Regions from separate parts of the Homo sapiens genome. Here region 1 is linked to region 2. A link is an interaction called in ENCODE POLR2A ChIA-PET data of the cell type or tissue named here. Cell type or tissue: HCT116. All regions are shown on one strand. Links, peaks and the distances in the headings refer to the core of each region. The heading gives the core; the rest is flanking DNA. Region 1 overlaps C1orf167 (chromosome 1 open reading frame 167). Region 2 holds the start of FBXO6 (F-box protein 6).

Evidence for each region. ChIA-PET counts read pairs that join two places held together with the same protein. Peaks named below come from ENCODE experiments on the same cell type or tissue, not always from the same donor. Only the 100,000 strongest peaks of a DNase experiment are listed, where the experiment ranks them.
Region 1: POLR2A ChIA-PET joins it to region 2 with 5 read pairs; 3 of 35 experiments call an interaction of 5 or more read pairs at or near these places.

Annotation. Positions count from the first base shown.
Region 1 is chr1:11,766,755-11,775,518 of GRCh38, reverse strand. C1orf167 (chromosome 1 open reading frame 167) reads right to left here. Exons shown (of 21, transcript NM_001010881.2): 3 at 8,434-8,764; 4 at 8,255-8,298; 5 at 7,244-7,442; 6 at 6,392-6,546; 7 at 3,883-3,995; 8 at 3,260-3,437; 9 at 1-84. Among named protein-coding and RNA genes, the nearest start is that of C1orf167-AS1, 8.5 kb to the left of the region's middle. In HCT116, for the core only: no CTCF peak of the experiment used is centred there; no DNase peak of the experiment used is centred there.
Region 2 is chr1:11,661,526-11,667,048 of GRCh38, reverse strand. It overlaps FBXO44 (F-box protein 44), which reads right to left. Exons shown (of 6, transcript NM_033182.7): 6 at 3,722-5,523. It overlaps FBXO6 (F-box protein 6), which reads right to left and starts at 2,849. Exons shown (of 6, transcript NM_018438.6): 1 at 2,794-2,849. RefSeq lists an enhancer at 2,274-2,323 and silencers at 2,444-2,513, 2,564-2,783. In HCT116, for the core only: a CTCF peak has its summit at 2,878; a DNase peak (open chromatin) is centred at 2,928; H3K4me3 peaks cover 1,712 bases; H3K27ac peaks cover 1,964 bases.

The sequences.
Region 1 (8,764 bases), core at 31-5,030, 110 kb before region 2:
CTCAGGGTCCCCGTCCGGCGGTCAGCCAGGTGGTCTCGGTACCGGGACCCTCTTTGCACGAACTGCTGCCACGCCCCGAAGCACCTGGGAGAACAGAGGGAAAGTACCCATGTCAATTGCAAGATCTGATGACTGCGGCTCCAGCTGCCTGCCATTGCCAGACACACTACCCAGGCCTTGGGCAAGCCACTTCATCTCTCTGAGCCTCCGTGTTTTGTTGTTGTTGTTTGTAGACGGAGTTTCACTCTTTTGCCCAGGCTGGAGTGCAATGGTGCGATCTCTGGTCACTGCAACCTCCACCTCCTAGGTTCAAGAGATTCTCCTGCATCAGCCTCCCAAGTAGCTGGGACTACAAGCATGCACCACCATGCCCGGCTAATTTTTTTTTGTATTTTTAGTAGAGATGGGGTTTCTCCATGTTGGCCAGGCTGGTCTTGAACTCCTGACCTCAAGTGATCCGGCCGTCTTGGCCTCCCAAAGTGCTGGAATTACAGGCTTGAGCCACCGCGTCTGGCCAAGCCTCCGTTTTCTCATCTGTAAAATGGGGCTGCTTTGAAGATGCATTGCATGTCACCTGCTCAGGCCATGACACTATCACCTCTGGCAGCGTGGTGGCCTCAGCAGCCTCTGACCTGGCCTCCCTGCATCCACTTTCGGCCTCCTCCAGTCATTTCCTATTCAGTAACCCAGTGGTGTTTTTCCAATCTCAAATCAAATCATCAGAGTCACCTGCTAATCCTCCAGCGGTAGCCTCCTTGCTCTACCATCAAATTTCAGCCCCTCCCCACAGCCAACCAGGTGCTGATCTGGTCCCCACAGATTTTTCCAATCTCATCTTCAACTACCCTCAGCCCCCCTACCCTGTACTAACAAGGGTCCAATTCGGCTCTGCTACGCCTCAGGATCTTACACTCCCGGCCAGAGGCCTCTGAACACTCTACCCTTTTCTGATCTTCCTCCACCAGGCAACTCTTCATCCTTCACATCACCACTGAACCTTGGTCTAGGTCAGCTTCCTGCACTAAAAATTCTCACAGAAAACTACACCAGGGGGATGTAGTCAGCAAAATGCAGACAGTGGGAAACTAGCAGGCAAGCAAGTTGATTTCTTCAACAAATAACGTGCAATCAAAAAAATGAAGGGGAGCCTATAGTTTACAAAGATTTTAACAGGCCGGGCGTGGTGGCTCACACCTGTAATCCCAGCACTCAGGGAAGCCGAGGTGGGAGGATTGCTTGAGCCCAGGCTGGAGTGCAGTGGTGCGATCATGGCTCACCAGTGGGACTCTGTCTCTACCAAAATTTTTTAAAATTCGCCAGGCATGGTAGCTCACACCTGTAATCTCAGCACTTTGGGAGGTCAAGGTGGGCGAATTGCTTGAGTCCAGGAGTTCGAGGCCAGCCTGAGCAACGTGGCAAAAAATTAAATCTCTACAAAAAATTTAAAAATTAGCCAGGTGTGGTGGTATGCACCTATAGTCCCAGCTACTTGGAGGCAGAGGTGAGAGGATCCCTTGAGCCTAGGAATTTGAGGCTACAGTGAGACATGATTGCACCACTGCACTCCAGCCTGGGTGACACAGTAAGACCCTGTCTCTATTTTTTTTTAATTAAAAATAAAAAGACTTGAATGACTTATCAACCAACTGCCATACATGGACCTCATTGCAAACTCTAATACAATATATACTTGCAAATGTGAATACTGGCCAGATATTCGTGAGTATTAAGGAACAGTTGTTTCATTATTTTTTAGTTGTGAGAGTGGTATTGTGGTTATGTTTTTATTATTTATTTATTTACTTATTTCTGAGATGGAGTCTCACTCTGTCGCCTAGGCTGGAGTGCAGTGGCACGATCTCGGCTCACTGCAACCTCTGCCTCCCGGGTTCAAGCAATTCTCATGCCTCAGCTTCCCGAGTAGCTGGGATTACAGGTGTTCACCATCATACTCGACAAATTTTTGTATTTTTAGTAGAGATGGGGTTTCACCATGTTGTCCAGGCTGGTCTCAAACTCCTGACCTCAAGTGATCCACCTGCCTCGGCCTCCCAAAGTGCTGGGATTACAGGCATGAGCCACCGCGCCCGGCCAGTGGTTATGTTTCTAAAGAGTCCTTATCTTTTAGAGAGGCATATAAAAATATTTATGGATGAAATGGTATAATGCATGGGATTTGCCTCAAAATAATTTGGAGCGGGGGATGTATTTGGAGTACACATGAAACAAGCTTCAAGAGAGGCTGATTTTGTTGAAGCTGGGTAATTGGTGCGCTGGGGTTTATTATCCTATCTGCTCTACTTTTGAGTAAGAAAAATGCCCCACAGGCCGGGTGCGGTGGCTCATGCCTGTAATCCCAGCACTTTGGGAGGCCGAGGTGGGTGGATCACCTGAGGTCAGGACCAGCCTGACCAATATGGTGAAACCCTGACTCTGCTAAAAATACAAAAAAAATTAGCCGGGCGTGGTGGCATGTGCCTGTAGTCCCAGGTACTTGGGAGGTGAGGCAGGAGAATCGCTTGAGCCCAGGAGGTGGAGGTTGCAGTGAGCCGAGATCGTGCCACTGCACTCTAGCCTGGGTGACAGAGCGAGACTCCGTCTCAAATAATAATAATAATAATAATGCCCCATAATAAAAAGTTAACCACCAGGGAGCAAAAAAAGAAACTCATAGATCTGTGTTCCTTCTCTTCACAACACTTAAGCCAGGTGGTATTCACATACACCCTTGGGACTGCTAGTTTCCTGTCTGTTCCCCCACCAGCCATGGGTTCCACTGTGATGATGGGCAGAGGTGGGAGGCCGGGACTAAGCTTTGCTTATATCCAAATCCCAGCCAGTGGGGCGGGCTAGCATGTTCTAGGCATGCTCAGTCGATGGCTGCTTTCATTTCCTATTTGCATCCTTGCCTCTCAATACTAGGAGTCAAGAGCTGACTTAAAGGGAAGTGGGGGCCAGGCATGCTGGCTCACGCCTGTAATCCCAGCACTTCTGGAGGCCAAGGTGGGCAGATCACTTGAGTTCAGGAGTTCGAGACCAGCCTGGGCAACATGGTGGAACCCTGTCTCTATCAAAAATACAAAAAAATTAGCTGTGCGTGGTGGCACATGCTTATGGTCCCAGCTACTCGAGAGGCTGAGGTGGGAGGATTGCTTGAGCCAGGGAGGTGGAGGGTGCAGTGAGCAAGATGGTGCCACTGTACTTCAGCCTAGGTGACAGAGTGAGACCTCATCTCAAAAAAAAGGGAAGGGCATCCTACCTGCACAGCCAAGCTCTCTGGTGCTGGGGGCTCAGTGGGGCCACCCAGGCTACACCTGCAGCAGTAGAGTGCCAGGCCTGGGGGAAGCTCCCTGTCCTCTGTGTGGCCCTGGTGGCCTTCCGCAGAGTCTCCCTCTCCTGTCTGGCCCGTTTCTTCTGTTGGCACCACAGGAAGAACACTAAGGAGAGAGGGAGGAGGGAGAGAAAAGAGAGAGTAAGCAGATGGGAGGATCTGAGCCAGGAGGGGCCCCTGACATGTGGGGTGCCTGTCGCAGGGCACCCCCCATCTCTGAGTAAGTGAAGTCTAGCTCCAATACTCCAGCCTCTGGTGTGGGCCTGCATCAGTGTATCAGCCCAGAAATGCAGGCCGTGCTCCTCTCATGCTGTGTGTCCTCAAACAAGTCACTTAACTTATCTGTGCCTCAGTTCCCCATCCGTAAAATGGGCACAGTTCCTCTTGGGGGTCACTGTGAGGCTCAAATGAGATTGTCTCTGGGAATGTGCCAAAGCAGATGCAAAATAAACATTCATTCGCCCAGGGTCCCCCGCCCCTGCCCAGTGTGGAGCTCAGGCCCTGCGTGGCCAGGCTCCATCTCCCCGCTTTCCCAGCACCCCACGTCTCACCAGCCAGTTGCAGGGCCTGCAGGATCTGGACTCTCTCGTGTCTGCTGTCTGTTCTCTGCCTAGGATGTGACAGAAGCCGCTGAGCAATCTCCTCCTCCCTCAGACTTCCTGGACTAAAAGCAAAGTTGCCCAGAGAGAAGCTGATGACCCGGGAGGAAGGGCACTCGGTCCCAACCTGTCCGCCCCACCCCAGGCAGGTGCGGTCTGCCCTTGGGAGCAGGGGGCGCTGAGTCCCCCTACCCTCTTCTGGACAGTTTATTTTATGTCGGATTTAAAAGCTATTGCTGGGGGGAGGTTCTGCTCTTGATTTATTCTCTTTAATACTATTTGGATTTTTTTAAACAACAAACATGTATTAAAATAAATATCATTTAAATAATTATTTAAATACATTTGTTCAATTTAAAAATAAGAACATGGCCAGGCATGGTGGCTCACACCTGTAATCCGAGGACTTTAGGAGGCTGAGACGGGCAGATCACTTGAAGCCAGGAGTTTGAGACCAGCCTGGCCGACATAGTGAAACTCCGTCTCTACTACAAAAAAAAAAAAAAAAAAAAAAAAAAATATATATATATATATATATACACACACACACACACACATACACACACACGCTGCCAGAGGTGATATATACACACACACACACACACACACACACACAAATTAGCCAGTGTGGTGGCACACACTTGTAGTCCCAGCTACTCGGGAGGCTGAGGCATGAGAATTGCTTGAGCCTGGGAAGCACAGGTGGCAGTGAGCAGAGATCACACTACTGTACTCCAGCCTGGGTGACAGAGCAAGGCTCTGTTTAAAAAAAAAAAAATACCCAACTGTAGTAGAAAATTGGGGAAATAAAGAAAAAAATAACCAGAGGCCGGGCGCAGTGGCTCACGTCTATAATCCCAGCACTGTGGTAGGTTGAGGCAGGCAGATACCTTGAGGCCAGGAGTTTGAGACCAGCCTGACCAACATGGCGAAACCCCATCTCTACTAAAAATACAAAAATACAAAAAAAAAAAAAAATCAGCCAGGCGTGGTGGTGTGTGCCTATAATCCCAGCTACTTGGGAGCCTGAGGCGGGAGAATCGCTTGAACCCAGGAGGCGGAGGTTGCAGTGAGCCAGATTGTTCCACACACTCCAGCCTGGGCAACAGAGCGATACTCTGACTCGAAAAAAAAAAAAAGAAAAATATAACCGACTTTAATCCCACTGTCCCAGAGATAAGCATAGTTTCCATTTTAGCATTTTTAAATGAAATATCTTTTACTCCTTAATTGTGGTAAAATACACATCAGAAAGTTTACCATTGTAACCATTTTTAAGTGTACAGTTCAGCAGTGTTAGGGATTTTCACATTGCACATTTTCAGGTTTTTTTTTTTCTTTCTGGTCCTTTTTCTATGCACCATGTGGTTTCTATGCAACTATGTGGTTGGGAAAAATATTTTGGATACATTTTTATGCTCCTTTAAGAAAAATTTAACATTGCCACACCATTTTCCCTTTTTTTTAAAAAATGCTATGCAAATATTCATAAAAATACTTCCAGGGAGGGGGCTATGAAAGGATGAAGCTTTCAAGTTAATTAATAGACTTCCAACTATTTGGAATATTTTTCAAATTGAGCATGCATTACTGCTATGATTGGAAACATAACCAGTAAAAAATCTTCCTGGCCAGGCGTGGTGGCTGGCTCATGCCTGTAATCCCAGCTCTTTGGGAGGCCGAGGCAGGTGGATCACTTGAGGTCCTGGCTAATACGGTGAAACCCCGTCTCTACTAAAAATACAAAAAATTAGCCGGGCATGGTGGTGGGCGCCTGTAGTCCCAGCTACTCGGGAGGCTGAGGCAGGAGAATGGCGTGAACCTGGGAGGCGGAGCTTGCAGTGAGCTGAGATTGTGCCACTGCACTCCAGCCTGGGCGACAGAGCGAGACTCCATCTCAAAAAAAAAAAAAAACTTCCTAAACATCATATTGGATGGTTGCTAATTGTTCATCACATGGTCAAACCATCATTTCCTCACTCACTGTTGAGCATTTAGGCTGCTTTTCAGCTTGTTTTTTTGAGACAGGGTCTTGACCTGTTGCCCAGGCTGGAGTGCAGTGGCATGATCATAGCTCACTGCAGCCTTGATTTCCTGGCCTCAAGTGATCCTCCTGCCTCAGTCTCTAGAGTAGCTGGGACTACAAGCATGCCCCCATGCCTGGCTAAATGTTTACATTTTTTTGCTAGAGACGGGGTCTCGCTATGTTGCCCAGGTTGGTGTCTAACTCCTGGCCGAGGCCTCCCAAAGTGTTGGGATTATAGGTGTGAGCCACCGTGCCTGGCTGTTTTGAAGTTTTTACAATTATAAATGATGCCATGATGGACATCTTTTTTGCATAAATCTTTGCCCACATCTGCTTATTTCATTCCCATTCTTTTGTGGGGATGAGGAAGTAGTGGGGGCAAGGCAGGAAGTTGGGGAAGAAAGGCCACCGGCTTCCCAGGCAACACTGACCAACCTGGTGTGTTCCAGCCTGCTTCTCTGGGCGGGGTCCACCACTGTGCTTCTTCCCAAGGAGAGGCCTTTGCCCTGGGCTCTCCTGGAGGGCGGGGACCCTGGCCCAGCCTGCATGTGGGGCTGTACTTGTTTCTGCTGTAAAGCCAGGTTTCTCCACTGGCTCAAGAGAGAAGGGGAAAGGAGATGTTGGCCTTGAATCTGCCTCCCAAGGGAACACCAGGCAGGGGCGGGGACAGGAGTAACACATGCCTATCAGATTCCACAGCCTGTGGTCTTAACCATTACTCTGCCTATTCATTCCTTCTTTGGGAATGAAGGAATGAATGAATGAACAAATATAGAGCGATGCATCCCAAGAGGCAACGCTTTCCTTAAAAGATGAAAGCTGCGACTGGACCCTCTCAGAGCACCCCTTTCCCAAGGAGGGAAGGACACAGATGCTCCCTCCCAGCCCTGGCTGGCAAACCTCTAATAAAAAATAGCAACCACTTATCTACTAGCTTGCTATATGCTAGGCAGAGTTCTGAGTCCCTTATTAATTTAATCTCACAACGACCCTGAGAGAGGTATGTTCTATTATCATCATCATCCCATTTTAGAGATAAAGAGACTGGGGCACAGAGAGGTTAGGTAACTTGCCCAAGGTCACGCAGCTAGAAAGTGGTAGAGGGGGCAGGATTTGAACTCAGGCAGAGCTGATTCAGGTGTGTGGACTCACAACTACACCCTTTACTGCTGATCATTCATGAGGTGCCACCTATGCCCAGTGGGTGTCCTCTCCGTAGACTGAGTCTCCTCCCCAGACACACCACTGCTTCACACGGCCCCCTGGCCCAACCTGGAGACCGCTGACCTCTCGGAAGCTCCGGACCAGCAGAACCTTTGTGTACTGCCCCCATGCTGCCTCCAGCTGAGCCTCCCGGAGCCACAAGGCCTGAAGGCACTTTCGCAACAGCTGCCAGCGGCCCAGTGCCACTGCCGCCGCCGCTGGCTCCCGCTGCCTCTTCACCAAGTGCCTCCAGGATCGAAAACATCTGGACAACAGCTGCCAGCTGGGGACAGACCAGGGCTGATCAGGGTGTGGACTGCCCTCCTATCCCCAGGGACAGCCCAGTGGCTGGATACCCTCTGAGATGCCTTTCCAGCAATCAGTAGGGTGATGACCCACGCCACAACAGGAGTATCACACTGCAGACTGGAAGAACTTCCCTCTTACTGATGGCTGGACTTGGAAACCCCACACAAGCAAGGCCCTGGGGGTGGGAGAATGCCCTCTTTATTTCTTTTATATATATATAATTTTGAGACAGAGTCTTGCTCTGTCACCCAGGCTGGAGTGCAGTGGCATGATAACGGTTCACTGCAGCCTCGACCTCCTGGGCTCAAGTGATCCTCCCACCTCAGCCTCCTGCGTAGCTGAGACTACAGACATGCACCACCCCACCCGGCTGATTTTTGTAATTTTTTTTGTAGAGACGGGGTTTTGCCATGTTGCTCAGGCTGGTCTTGAACCCCTGAGCTCAAGCAATCTGCCTGCCTCAGTCTCCCGAAGTGTTGAGATTACAGGCATGAGCCACCGCATCCAGCCAGAGATTGCCCTGTTTGCCGAAAACCCAGGGTGGCCTTGGAAGTTCAGGACACTCAGTGTCCCAAACCCATGAGCATCAGTCCCTTCGTTCTTGTCCCTGGGGCCCTGGAGGCTCCCTTCATCCCCCAGCAGGGACAGGTAGTAAGTTCCTCTTCCTTGAAACCCTGCCTCCTCTCCATCAGGCCCTCATCTCCATTTGGACAGGCAAATGGGAGCGGAGTCCTGAGCACGTGTCCCCCAACTCCAACCCCTGTCCCCACCCAGCCATGGCCTCACCAGATTGCCTCAGACTCTGGGGCTGTGATGTTTTGTGCCTTGTTCTGGGAAAGCAAGAGTACATAACACAGTTCTCAGGCCAAGCAGCAGGCAGGACAGGGCACCCCCTGCCAAGCCTCCCTGCCCTGGAGCAACACCTCCTACCCCCTACCCCACCTCCAGCCTCCCCGGGCCTCTACCTTCGACGCACTGCTCGCTGGGACTGTGTCTGACAGATGGAAAGCTGTCCTCTCCTCCTCCCTGTGGACCCGCTCCCTCGGGGCCCCCTCCTCTCCTTTCTGCTTGGGTGAGACTCCCCAGGCTGTGTTGGAGAAGGCTGAGGAACAGGGGTCGGTCCCCCTGCTTCCCACCCCTCGAGGGAGACTGGGGTCACCCCTCTGTGCCCTGCCATCTTGAGACCAGGGGGAGCAGCTGTCCCCTGACCCTAGGGGGTGGGCAGGAGGGAGCCCCTGCTCAGGATTAAGGGAATCCTTGGTCCGTGTCCCCAAAGTGGTCTCAGGTGACATTAGC
Region 2 (5,523 bases), core at 1-5,000:
CAGCCTCTCAAGTAACTGTGATTACAGGTGCCCGCCACCACACCCAGCTAATTTTTGTATTTTTAGTAGAGACAGGGTTTCACCATGTTGGCCAGGCTGGTTTTGAACTCCTGACCTCAGGTGATCCACCCGCCTCAGCCTCCTGAAGTCTGGGATTACAGGTGTGAGCCACTGTACCCAGCCTTTTGCTGTGGCCTCTTCTGATTTTCCATAGAGGCTTGGCCAAAGCAGCAGTTCATGGTCTTCTGAAGGCTCCCATCTCAGAAAACAGGAGGGTGGGTGCATGCTCACTTCTGCCCAGGGAGGAACACTTTACATGGCAGAGAAAACAGGTGAGGTACTTGTGCCTCGTGAAAAATGCTTTGCAGGCCGGGTGCGGTGGCTCAAGCCTGTAACCCCAGCCCTTTGGGAGGCCGAGGGGTGCGGATCACAAGGTCAGAAGTTCGAGACCAGCCTGGCCAACACAGTGAAACCCCATCTCTACTAAAAATACAAAAAAATTAGCCAGGCGTGGTGGTGTGCACCTGTAATCTCAGCTACTCAGGAGGCTGAGGCAGGAGAATCGTGTGAACCTGGGAGGCGGAGGTTGTGGTGAGCCGAGATTGCACCACTGCACTCCAGCCTGGGTGACAGTACAAGGCACCGTCTCAAAAAAAAAAAAAAAGAAAAGAAAAAAGGCTTTGCAACCTTGGCAACACAGGGAGGCCCCGTCTCTATAAATAGTGAAAAAATTCGCCGGGCATAGTGGCGAGTGCCTATGGTCCTAGCTACTTGGGAGGTTATGGCGTCAGGATCTTCTGAGCCCAGGAGGTCAAGGCTGCAGTAGCTCACAGGTGTGAGCCACCGAACCCAGCCCCTCAGATTTTTCTACCTTACAGTCCATGAGGCCTGCCGAGGTCACACTCTAGGGAAAGAAGGAGCCTGCTGGAGCAGAGTGAGCCATGATTGCTCCATGGCACTCCAGCCTGGGCAACAGAGCAAAACTGTCTCAAAAAAAAAAAAAAAAAAAAAGAGAAAAGAAAAATGCTTTGATGGAAAAAAAAAATAACAAAAAAACCCAATGTGGCCAAGTCTTCTAAGTTCTGAGAAGCAACTGTAAGCATTTGAAAAAAAATGTAAAAGTTGTCAATTAAAAATGCTTGTAGTCTAGGCAACATAGTGAGACTCTGTCTCTAGAAAAAAAGAAATTAGGTCGGGTGCACAGACTCAGGCCTGTATTCCCAGCACTTCGGTAGGCCGAGGCGGGCGGATCACAAGATCAGGAGTTCGAGACCAGCCTGGCCAATATGGCGAAACCCCGTCTCTACTAAAAATACAAAAATTAGCTGGGCGTGGTGGCGGACGCCTGTAGTCCCAGCTACTCGGGAGGGTGAGGCAGGAGAATCACCTGAACCCGGGAAGCGGAGGTTGCAGTGAGCCGAGATCGTGCCACTGCACTCCAGCCTGGGCAACAGAGTGAGAATCTGTCTCAAAAAAAAAAAAAAAAAAAAAAAAGGCCGGGCGCGGTGGCTCACGCCTGTAATCCCAGCACTTTGGGAGGCCGAGGTGGGCGGATCACGAGGTTAGGAGATCGAGACCGTCCTGGCTAACACAGTGAAACTCCATCTCTACTAAAAATACAAAAAATTAGCCGGGCTTGGTTGCAGGTGCCTGTAGTCCCAGCTACTCGAGAAGCAGGTGCCTGTAGTCCCAGCTACTCGGGAGGCTGAGGCAGGAGGACGGCCTGAACCCGGGAGGCGGAGCTTGCAGTGAGCTGAGATCGCGCCACTGCACTCCAGCCTGGGCGACAGAGCGACACTCCGTCTCAAAAAAAAAAAAAAAAAAAAAAAAAAAGAAATTAGCTAGGCCTGGTGGCCCGTGCCTGTAGTCCCAGCTATGCAGGAGGCTGAGGCAGGAGGAACGCTTGAGCCCAGGAAGTCGAGGCTGCAGTGAGCCGTGATCATGCCACTGCACTCCAGCCTGGGTGACAGAGCAAGACTCTGCCATAAATAAATAAATAAATAAATGCTGGCAGCTTCTAAAGGCACTGTCTAGACTCTAGACGAAATAAAAGTCACTGGGCTCCAAGCTAGAGGCATCTAGGCACCAATAGCTTCCCACCGTGGTGACCGAAGTCTGGTCTCTGGCCCAGTCCGCATTTTCTTGCGCCCCTTCCCCCCCCCGGCCCTGGGCATTTTGTGGTGGGGAAGTCCATGCCAGCCCTAGGAAGCCCTCTCACACCGATCGGGGTCCCCAACTGCCCGGCCCGGCGTCTCGTGCTCGCCTTCTCCGCACCCACCCTCCCAGCAAGCTCTAGTGGCATTGTTACTTCACCGGTTTCTCGGAAACAGAAACTGTGGCTGGGGCAAGGCAAGCGCCGGATCTCGCAGGCGTGTGGGGGCCTGGAGGTCCCTTGACAGTTCTCCGAACCCGGCGCCGGCCTCGGGATGTGGCCGGGGTGGAGGCGGCCGCAGAGCCTCCGCCTGGGTGGCCCCGGGGCCAGGCCCCCAGTCGAAGTCCGGGCCCAGCCGCCCGCGCCCCCCACCCCTGGCCGCCCGGACCAGCGCCCGCAGGCTCCGTGAACGCCCAGGCGCCGGAGACCCCGGCTCCCCACTCGCCCGCCGCCCGTCCCCCCGGGGACGCGACCTGGGCGCAGCGGCGGAGCTCCAGGTCGGCCCGAGCCTACGGCCTCGGCTTCGTTGTCGCTGGGCCCCGCCGCCGCGTCACGCGCTGCGCTCGGTCCCCACCCCCGCCCCGGACCCCGCTGCCGTCCCTCTCGGCCCGGCCCCTAACCCTCGCCGCGGGAAGACGAACCTGGGATCCCCAGGGCCCGGGCCCTCGCTGCGGCCTGCGTGTCCTGAAGCTGTCTCCCCCTCCAGGCGGCGGGCGGCTCAGCACCCACACCTGCACCCGCCTCCTACGCAGGGCCGAAGCTCCCGAACGCGCGGCCGCTCCCCGGACCTCCGCACTAGTTCCTTCCTTATGCGGCCCAGGGCTCCACCCTTGACCCGCGGTCCCCTCCCTAGAGGCAGGACCTGACACCCAGTGGGCTCCTTCTTTCCCTAGGGCGTGACCTCCGCAGGCTTCATAGACTCAAAGGTAAAAAACCTGAGGTGCTAGGAGGTGGCTAACGCCTGTGATCCCAGCACTTTGGGAGGCCGAGGTGGGGAGGATCGCTTGAGGTCAGGAGTTCGAGACCAGCCTGGCCAACATGGCAAAAACCCTGTCTCTACTAAATATACAAAAATTAGCCGGGCGTGGTGGCACAGGTCTATAATCCCAGCTCCTCCGGAGGCTGAGGTGGGAGAATCGCTTGAACCTGGGAGGCTGCAGTGAGTGGAGACTGTACCACTGCACTGCAGCCTGGGCGACAGAGCCAGACCTTGTCTCAAAAAATAAAAAACCTCTGAGGTTTTTTATCAGGATTAAGTTCATGAATTTCTTCCATCAGTCAACAAATATTTAGCAAGCACCTTGTTCAGGCAACCACCAAGGGTTGTGCAGGCTGTGTACTGCACAAGGGGACTGGCCCAGGACACATTAATTGCAGTCAGGGCTACATGTTCTCCGTGGAAGGCCGTCCTTTTGCAGTTTGCCATGGGCTGGTGGGTGGTGATCCTGCCCTGGCCAAAGCCCTTATCTAGCTCACCCTTGACTGAGATAGCTAAATGTGAGGAGTACTTATTGAGCACTGGATTATAGTCCATGTTCACACTGCTATAAAGAAATACCCGAGACTGGGTGATTTATAAAAGGAAAGAGGTTTAATTGACTTATAGTTCCATATGGCTGGGGAAGCCTCAAGAAACAATCGCTGGGCGCGGTGGCTCACGCCTGTAATCTCAGCACTTTGGGAGGTCGAGGTGGGTGGATCACGAGGTCAGGAGATTGAGACCACCCTGGCCAACATGGTGAAACTCCATCTCTACTAAAAATACAAACAAAATTAGCCGGGCATGGTGGTGGGCGCCTGTAGTCTCAGCTACTCCAGAGGCTGAGGCAGGTGAATGGCGCGAACCTGGGAGGCAGAGCTTGCAGTGAGCTGAGATTGCGCCACTGCACTCCAGCCTGGGCGACAGAGCGAGACTCCATCTCAAAAAAAAAAAAAAAAAAAAGAAAAGAAAAGAAAAAAGGAACTTACAATCATGGTGGTGGAAGGTGAAGGGGAAGCAACGACCTTCTTCACATGGCGGCAGGAGGGAGCCGGGGAAACCGTCACTTGTAAAACCATCAGATCTCGTGAGAACTCACTCACTATCATGAGAACAGCATGGGGGAAAACCGCTCCCATAATCCAATCACTTCCCACCAGGTCTCTCCCTAAACACCCAGGATTACCATTCAAGATGAGATGTGGGTGGGGACACAAAGCTTAACCATATCACGCACCAACTGTGTGCCAGGCACCATTCTAAATGCTTCGGCTTCATCCAATGTCCGTAAAGCTGTTGGCAAAGAGTAACACCAGGAGGCAGAGCCTGGGTGGCACTGCTGATCTGGCACAAGGTGGACTCAAGAGCTGCCCAGAGATGTCCACACACCCCAACCCCAGCCTGTGGCTGGGCCTCCAGAGGAAGCCAGCAGTACTGGACGGCTGCCAGGTGAGATACCTGCAGCTCACTGAGGGGTCTGCCCATGAACCTGTTTCTGTGATGGCCTGGTTCCTGAAATGCCAACCCCTCTGTACCTTAGACAGAAGCCATGCCATTGTACCATCTGCAGGTCCAGGCAGGACCACCTAAAGTCTGCCTTTCCTTCCAGAAACCACAGGGCACAGGTTAGACTGGGCACACCTTTTATTTGGCTGCATGCAGTAGGGCGAAGTCAGGAGAACACTGCTATCTTTCCAGCAGGACAAGAGGCAAGTTCCAAGGGTGGTTGGCTGGGAGACAGAGGTCTTGGGAATGGCAGTTCTAGGGGTGGGGTGGGGGCTTGGAATGCTCTCCAAGCCAGAGGGGGCCGGGCCTGGATTTGGGAGGTGGACAGGGGATTCTTCAAACCCCCTACCATACTCATCCAGGGCTCATGTGTCCAGCTGTCAGAGCAGGTCCCAATCCTGCTCCCCATCTACCCTGGGACATCCTGTACAGGATTCCCTCAGTCCTCTGGGAACCTAACCCCACCTGGTACCCATCTAGCTTCTGGGGCTCCACTGACAGTGAGGACAGTCCACACCCGACCTGGACCCCACCCCACCCTGGGTCTGTCCATCTCAGTCCCGGCCTGAGCCTCTGGGCCAAAGCCACCTCTTCTGAGCAGGCAGGCAGAGCGAGAGACTGGGAGCAGCAGACAGGGGCAGAGCACGGCCCATGAGCCCACCCTCCACTTCCCAGATTGGTCAGAGTTACATGGTCACCTCCCTGCACCTGCACCATCAGGGCAGCTGCAAGCTTGCCAGTTGTCTTGCCTGTCCCTGCTCCGAGGGTCAAAGAACACAGGTAGAATGGTCCCAGGAGGGGAAGGGAGAGACAGATCCAGGCTGGCCTCCAAGCTCGACTTTCTGAGGGGCCCAGGGGAACATGCTGCACCTCCCACATCTCAGGT